2 separate regions of the Homo sapiens genome follow, and region 2 is linked to region 1. The links are chromatin loops, found by intact Hi-C in ENCODE. Cell type or tissue: B cell. All regions are shown on one strand. Each heading gives the region's core, and the rest is flanking DNA. Links, peaks and the distances in the headings are about the cores only.

The links. A loop is a pair of places that touch in the nucleus more often than their neighbours do. Peaks named below come from ENCODE experiments on the same cell type or tissue, not always from the same donor. Only the 100,000 strongest peaks of a DNase experiment are listed, where the experiment ranks them.
Region 2: a loop joins it to region 1, with 8 times the contacts of the local background. A loop is called at or near these places in 8 of 110 quality-filtered maps.

What each region holds. Positions count from the first base shown.
Region 1 is chr2:195,496,865-195,499,791 of GRCh38, reverse strand. No RefSeq gene overlaps it. Among named protein-coding and RNA genes, the nearest start is that of LINC01825, 35 kb to the left of the region's middle. In B cell, for the core only: CTCF peaks have their summits at 1,237 and 1,436 (motif pointing left); a DNase peak (open chromatin) is centred at 1,421.
Region 2 is chr2:195,575,037-195,577,963 of GRCh38, reverse strand. No RefSeq gene overlaps it. Among named protein-coding and RNA genes, the nearest start is that of LINC01827, 2.0 kb to the right of the region's middle. In B cell, for the core only: a CTCF peak has its summit at 1,677 (motif pointing left); a DNase peak (open chromatin) is centred at 1,943; H3K4me3 peaks cover 794 bases; H3K27ac peaks cover 1,912 bases.

The sequences.
Region 1 (2,927 bases), core at 212-2,711:
GGGATTTTGTTAGGAATTACATTAAAGCTATAGATCAATTTGGGGAGAATGGACATCTTTACTATGTCAATCCACTTTTGAATTAATGGAACATTCCATTCATTTTTGCTGTTTTTACGAATATAAGTAAAGAATACAAATAAAGTAAAGAAGCTTTCCATCTAATTCATAGTAAAAATACATTGGTATCAATTTACTTACTTAAAAAAGTAAGAGTATTTTTTTTCTCCCGAAATCTTTGGGTTGATTTAATTTTCTACATTAATGTTTACAAGCAGAACTTTTGTTTCTATATAGACACAGCCATGGATAATCATAACAACTGTGACTCTACCTCCTTCAAATAAATGCTTGAATTCAATTTCCCCGCCAATGCCTGGTAGTAAAGGCTAAGTTAGCTAAATAGGAGTAGTTGGCCATACAATAACTAAACATTCTTCTGAGTAAAGAAAAGTCTGGAACGCAGATTACTTAGCCAAATGACTCATGGATTGTGGCCCTCCAGAGAAAACTGAGAGCACATTAAACCTTCTAAAGCTCTTTGGGATGGGAAAAAGTGTTGCTAAAAAAGGATTTTTACTATATCCTCCCTTTTAAACAGGGTTCAAATTGGAAAGCGCTTATCTCAGTGTACCATTTTGTTTTGCTAGTTATTATTATTTCCAGCTCTATTAGGTGAGTGATCTCACACAGAGAAGGGAAAATTGAGCTTTTCTGGCTGGGCACTATTACTCTGCCCAGCTGAAAGCTGCTATGCTGGACAGCATCTTTTCTGTAGCTACATTTGTAGGCCACAGGAACTGTGGATAGTTATGTATTCAGTTGTTACAGTCATCTATTTATTTGTCTTAAGAATAAAAACAAATCTTCCAATTGACCTTAATTTTTTTGCAGCTGCAGTTTTAAAGAATTATAGTATCTTTTTATATTAAGAACTTTTTTATAAGCCAGTAAAAATAGAAATTTGATTCACAAAGTTTTTTCTTTCTAGAACAATTTACTGGCATTTATTTCTCTTAGAGACTGGGATAGAAGAAGAAATGCAGATGATTAAAACTCAGGCAGTAGATCCCTTGCTTTAAACCAGAGCCAAGAAACTTTCTAACTATATATTTATACTGCTTCCAGTTTTAGAAGGCTGGTCGTCTTTATTGAAGGCAAGTCAATGTGGAAAGCTCTATTGTTGTGTGTTCAAATACTATATTATAACCCTGTATTTGTTTTTCTTCTGTAAATTCATACAACACTTTGCAGTTATTTCTTAGTTCATATACTTTTGGTGCCATGTGACAGAAAACTCAACTCAGTGTATTGACCCAAGTAACATAAAAATCAAGGTGTAGACATAGCTGGATAGTTCATTCCATCTCTTGTCTCTGCTTTTAATTGTGTTGGCTAACTTTTTAAGTAGGCTTCCCCCTGGTGGCCCACTGAATTTTCCTCTCCTGTTGACTCTTGTGAGTTGGACTTCTGAGTCCTGCAATTAGTGTTAATTGGGTCATGTATTTATCCACAAACCATTTACTGTGGAGAGGGCTAGTCTATTCCCCTGTTAACCAGGCTAGGGTCAGAGGTTATTTTCCTGTCTATTCCCCAGTTAACAAGTCTAGGGTCAGAGGCAATTTTCCAATCTGAACCTTGCCATTTGAGCCAAGAGCTTTGGAAGACTACATAGATATGCACAGTTTGGAAAATATGTAGGGGTAGAGAGAATGCAGTTGTAGACAGCATTTTTGCATTTCTGGTTATAATCAGGGCACTTTTCTTTGTTCAGAAATTTCTCTTCATTATAAATTACTCTGTTATTCTGTTATAGCAGCATGAAACTAACTAAGAGCTACGAAGTCATTCTGTATCTGAGGACAGTTTCAGCTCCATCCAAGGACTTAGCCTCAAGATGTGGAAAAAGTTAGTGATTTAGAGTTGTGTATGTCTGGAGAGGAACTGAGGGTTACTAAGCAGGCAAAAATCAACAGCCGTTCACTACGACAGGTTTTTTTTTTTTTTTTTTTTTTTGAGACAGTCTTGCTTTCGCCCAGGCTGGAGTTCAGTGGCGCGATCTCGGCTCACTGCATGCTCTGCCTCCCAGGTTCACGCCATTCTCTTGCCTCAGCCTCCCGAGTAGCTGGGACTACAGGTGCCCACCACCATGCCTGGCTAATTTTTTGTATTTTTAGTAGAGACGGGGTTTCACCGTGTTAGCCCGGATGGTCTTGATCTCCTGACCTCGTGATCCACCTGCCTTGGCCTCCCAAAGTGCTGGGATTACAGGCGTGGGCCACCGCGCCCAGCTACAACAGGTTCTAAAGAGCTGTTCATTAAAGAAACAACTGGAAAATAAACAAAACAAGTTTATGTTTGTTACTATGGTTTGAATGTGTCTGCAAGTTGATGAGTAAGAAACTTGATCACAAATTCAATGGTGTTAGGAGGTGGGACGTAATGGATGGTGTTAGGATCATGGGGTCTCTGCACTCATGAATGGATTAATGCCATTCTCACATGAGTGGATTCCTTATAAAAGGATGAGTTCAGCCCCTCTTGCTCTCTCTTGCCTTCTCTTTGCCCTTCAGCCCGGGTGACACAGTAAGAAATACCTCATCAGATGCTGGTGCCCTGATCTTAGACTTCCCTACCTCCAGAACTGTGAGAAATAAATTTCTCTTCCTTATAAATTACTCAGTCTGTGATACTCTGTTATAGCAGCATGAAACTAAGACCCTTGTAAATCAACAAAAACAGGGAAAATGGTAAATAATCCCTTATAAACAAAACCTTTTTATGAAAGTGTTTAATAAAATAGTAAATGTTCATCAGTGGCTTCTTGTTTTTGGGTCTTGATCTGTTTACATATAAATTTAGGCGGCTGATTAAATAGTTTCTTAGGTGTCTCAGGTTTAACATTCTGTCATTCCACCATTAGCAGT
Region 2 (2,927 bases), core at 279-2,778, 78 kb before region 1:
GTTAGCCTTTTGCCTTTTCTCTCTCCAAGATTGTGGTGCTTCTGTCCAATTTTTGTTTTACAAGATGAGTTGGAAATTTAATGGATTTTATGTATGCAGCTGGAATTTTGAAACAGAAAATTAAAAGGGAGCTGCATTGGCCTGAAGGATCAAAGTTCTATTAAAAAAAAAGTGGGTTTCTTATATGAAAAAGCTTTAAAAACTAGTATTTTAAAAACATTTTACAGTTTACAAAGCACTTTTCTATAAAATTATTTCATTTGAACATACAATGAGGGAGGTCCAGGGTTATAGCATGAGTTACTGTTAGAGCTGTGACCATAAACCATGCATCTTTTTTGCTTTGTTCTTTTTTTGAGACAGGATCTCGCTATGTTGCCCACACTGGTTTCAAACTCCTGGACTCAAGCAATCCTCCTGTCTCGGCCTCCTAAAGTGCTGGGATTGCAGGTGTGAGCCACCACACCCGGCCTGCATCTTGTTTCCTTTTCTAAGACTCTTTGCATTACATATCTCCCTCTTTCATTCCCCCTTGCTCCTTCTTTCATGAATGATTCTGATAGTTACTTTATGGATGCTTAACATAAAAGACTAAAGGCTTTTTGAGGGCACATTTGGTATCCTACTTATCTTTGCATCTCTGGTATTGAACAGATCCAAAGCTGGTGTTTGGTTAATGTTTTTGAATGGACAAATGAATGAAATTAAAATAAAAAGGCAAATTAAAAAAGAGAAACAATTTTTCAGATTTTAAAATAAGTAAATGAAAACAGCAGATCAATATTATAGTTTTTATATAACTTCAGAATGTCAAATGCTGTATTAGCTGCTATGCATTTATCTACCATATCTATCTATCTATCTATCTATCTATCTATCTATCTATCTATCTGTCATTTATCTTGTTAGCTTCATTCCAAATAATTAATTTTATCATCCATTGTTATTTACAAATTCTCAGGTCACTAAGTCATAATTATAACTTGGGAAAATGTGTCCTATTTTATTGATAGCACAGAAATTAGAATTTATTCTTCAGCACCATAAGGTTTATGGGAACACAACAAATAAAAATGGTCACAATTATTTGTCATGTCTGGAAAAGTACAAGACTGTGACTACTAATTCATAACACATTTATATCAGTTTTACTTACTTATGGCTATTATATTTCCTTTGTGAATTTCACAGGTTTATGAAAGCATTAACTGATCTTTTTATATTACTCTATCTTCATGGCTTATCCACAGCTTGATTTCAACTGGCCATGCTTAGATAAAGCAAATTTCCATATATATTTTTTTCTACCTTCATGCCTAGGTAGAGATCCTAGATATGTTGAGCTTTATTTTATTTCTGCAAATGTAAGTAAACATTTGTACATGTGACTTGGAGGAAAATTAGAGGAAGAATTTATTTATTGTTCATTTAAGACTGATAATTATTGGGTTCATGTACTAGGAAGTTATACTAAGAAAAAGACTCTCAAAGAAGACACAAATTTTACAAAGCCATACTCATAAAACATATAAAGATGATGACATATCCAGGATCAGATTTAGATCCTCTAGATCCATCCCAAAGAAGAAAATACCAAAAAATAGCCCAAGCTGTAACTTTACCAATTTAGTTACTGCTGTCAAGAAACATTGCACAATGCCATCTAGTGACGAGTAACCAATGTATGATTAATCACATAGAAATGACTGGATGAGGAGGGGGAAATTCCCAGGATTTTATATGTAAGAGGGAAAGTCCTTCTGAGAGAATTAAAATGGATAGAGATTAGTTTTATTTCTCCAGGTACACTTAGTGCATGACAATTTATCACCGATCTGAAGCTTGGTAGTTTTTATTTTGAAATACTGTATTGCCACCTACCTCTGAATCTGCAGCTCTACCTCCTTCTGCAGCTGCCCTTCATTATTCCGTCCACAGCTGAACTCAGAACTGTGAGTGTTCTCCAAGCCGCAGCCCCCCATCTAATGACAGGTGGTGGAGGTGGAGCACTTTAGAAACCAGTCTCAACAAATTAAAAAAAAAAAAGGACTTCAAAAAAGGGAACCAAGTTGATTCTTAAAACAATCTGTGCCACATTAAAAATAATAACAATAAATAAACTTGGAAGTTCAAAGAGTAAAACTAAAACAGGGACTAAAGGAAATCATCTTTGTTTTTTGCAGCCAATGACTGTGCAGACCTGATGCTGTCTTGTTCTTGTACCAAATTCTCCTTGAAAATACCAGAGACCTCTCTCTGAATGGCCATAACATTATACCCTAAGGGAAATAATTTTCTCCAACATTTCTCATCTTTTGTAAACAGATGGCATATATATATTTAATATATATATTTATAGATATATTTATAGATATTTATATATATTTATAGATATATTTATATATATATTTAAAGAGAAAGAGAAATACCAACAGTCTGCCAACTGTGGAATTCTTATAGTCCGATAGTTTCTTTTTGGTTATTTTTTCACAACTAAATTAACTAGTGTTGCTGCCATAGATACATTTAAGAAAATCAGACACTTTGCTGCTTTTACATATATCTGTCTGAAACTCAGCAGGAATATTTCAGTTGCCTTAGAAAAATATCCAGTTAACAAACTTTGTGAAGTGAAAAGAAAACCTTATCAAAATCTCCAGCTTCAAGTACATTTAGTTGTTTTCTTTTTATTGTTGCTTACATGCTGTGATTGGAGCACAATATGTGGAAATTGCATAACCATTATTTCCACAAATCAAAGCTATTGAGACATGGGAAGGCCATGTGGAGCTGCTGCATGAAATGTTGGTTAAAAAAATTCCACTCTGCCTTTATATCTAAAGTCTTCCCTTCTTTCAGGTATCAATGGTTTCTTCAGTCGTAAGCATCACTAGGTTGTGTTTCGTTTGTTTAACTGCTTTTAAAAT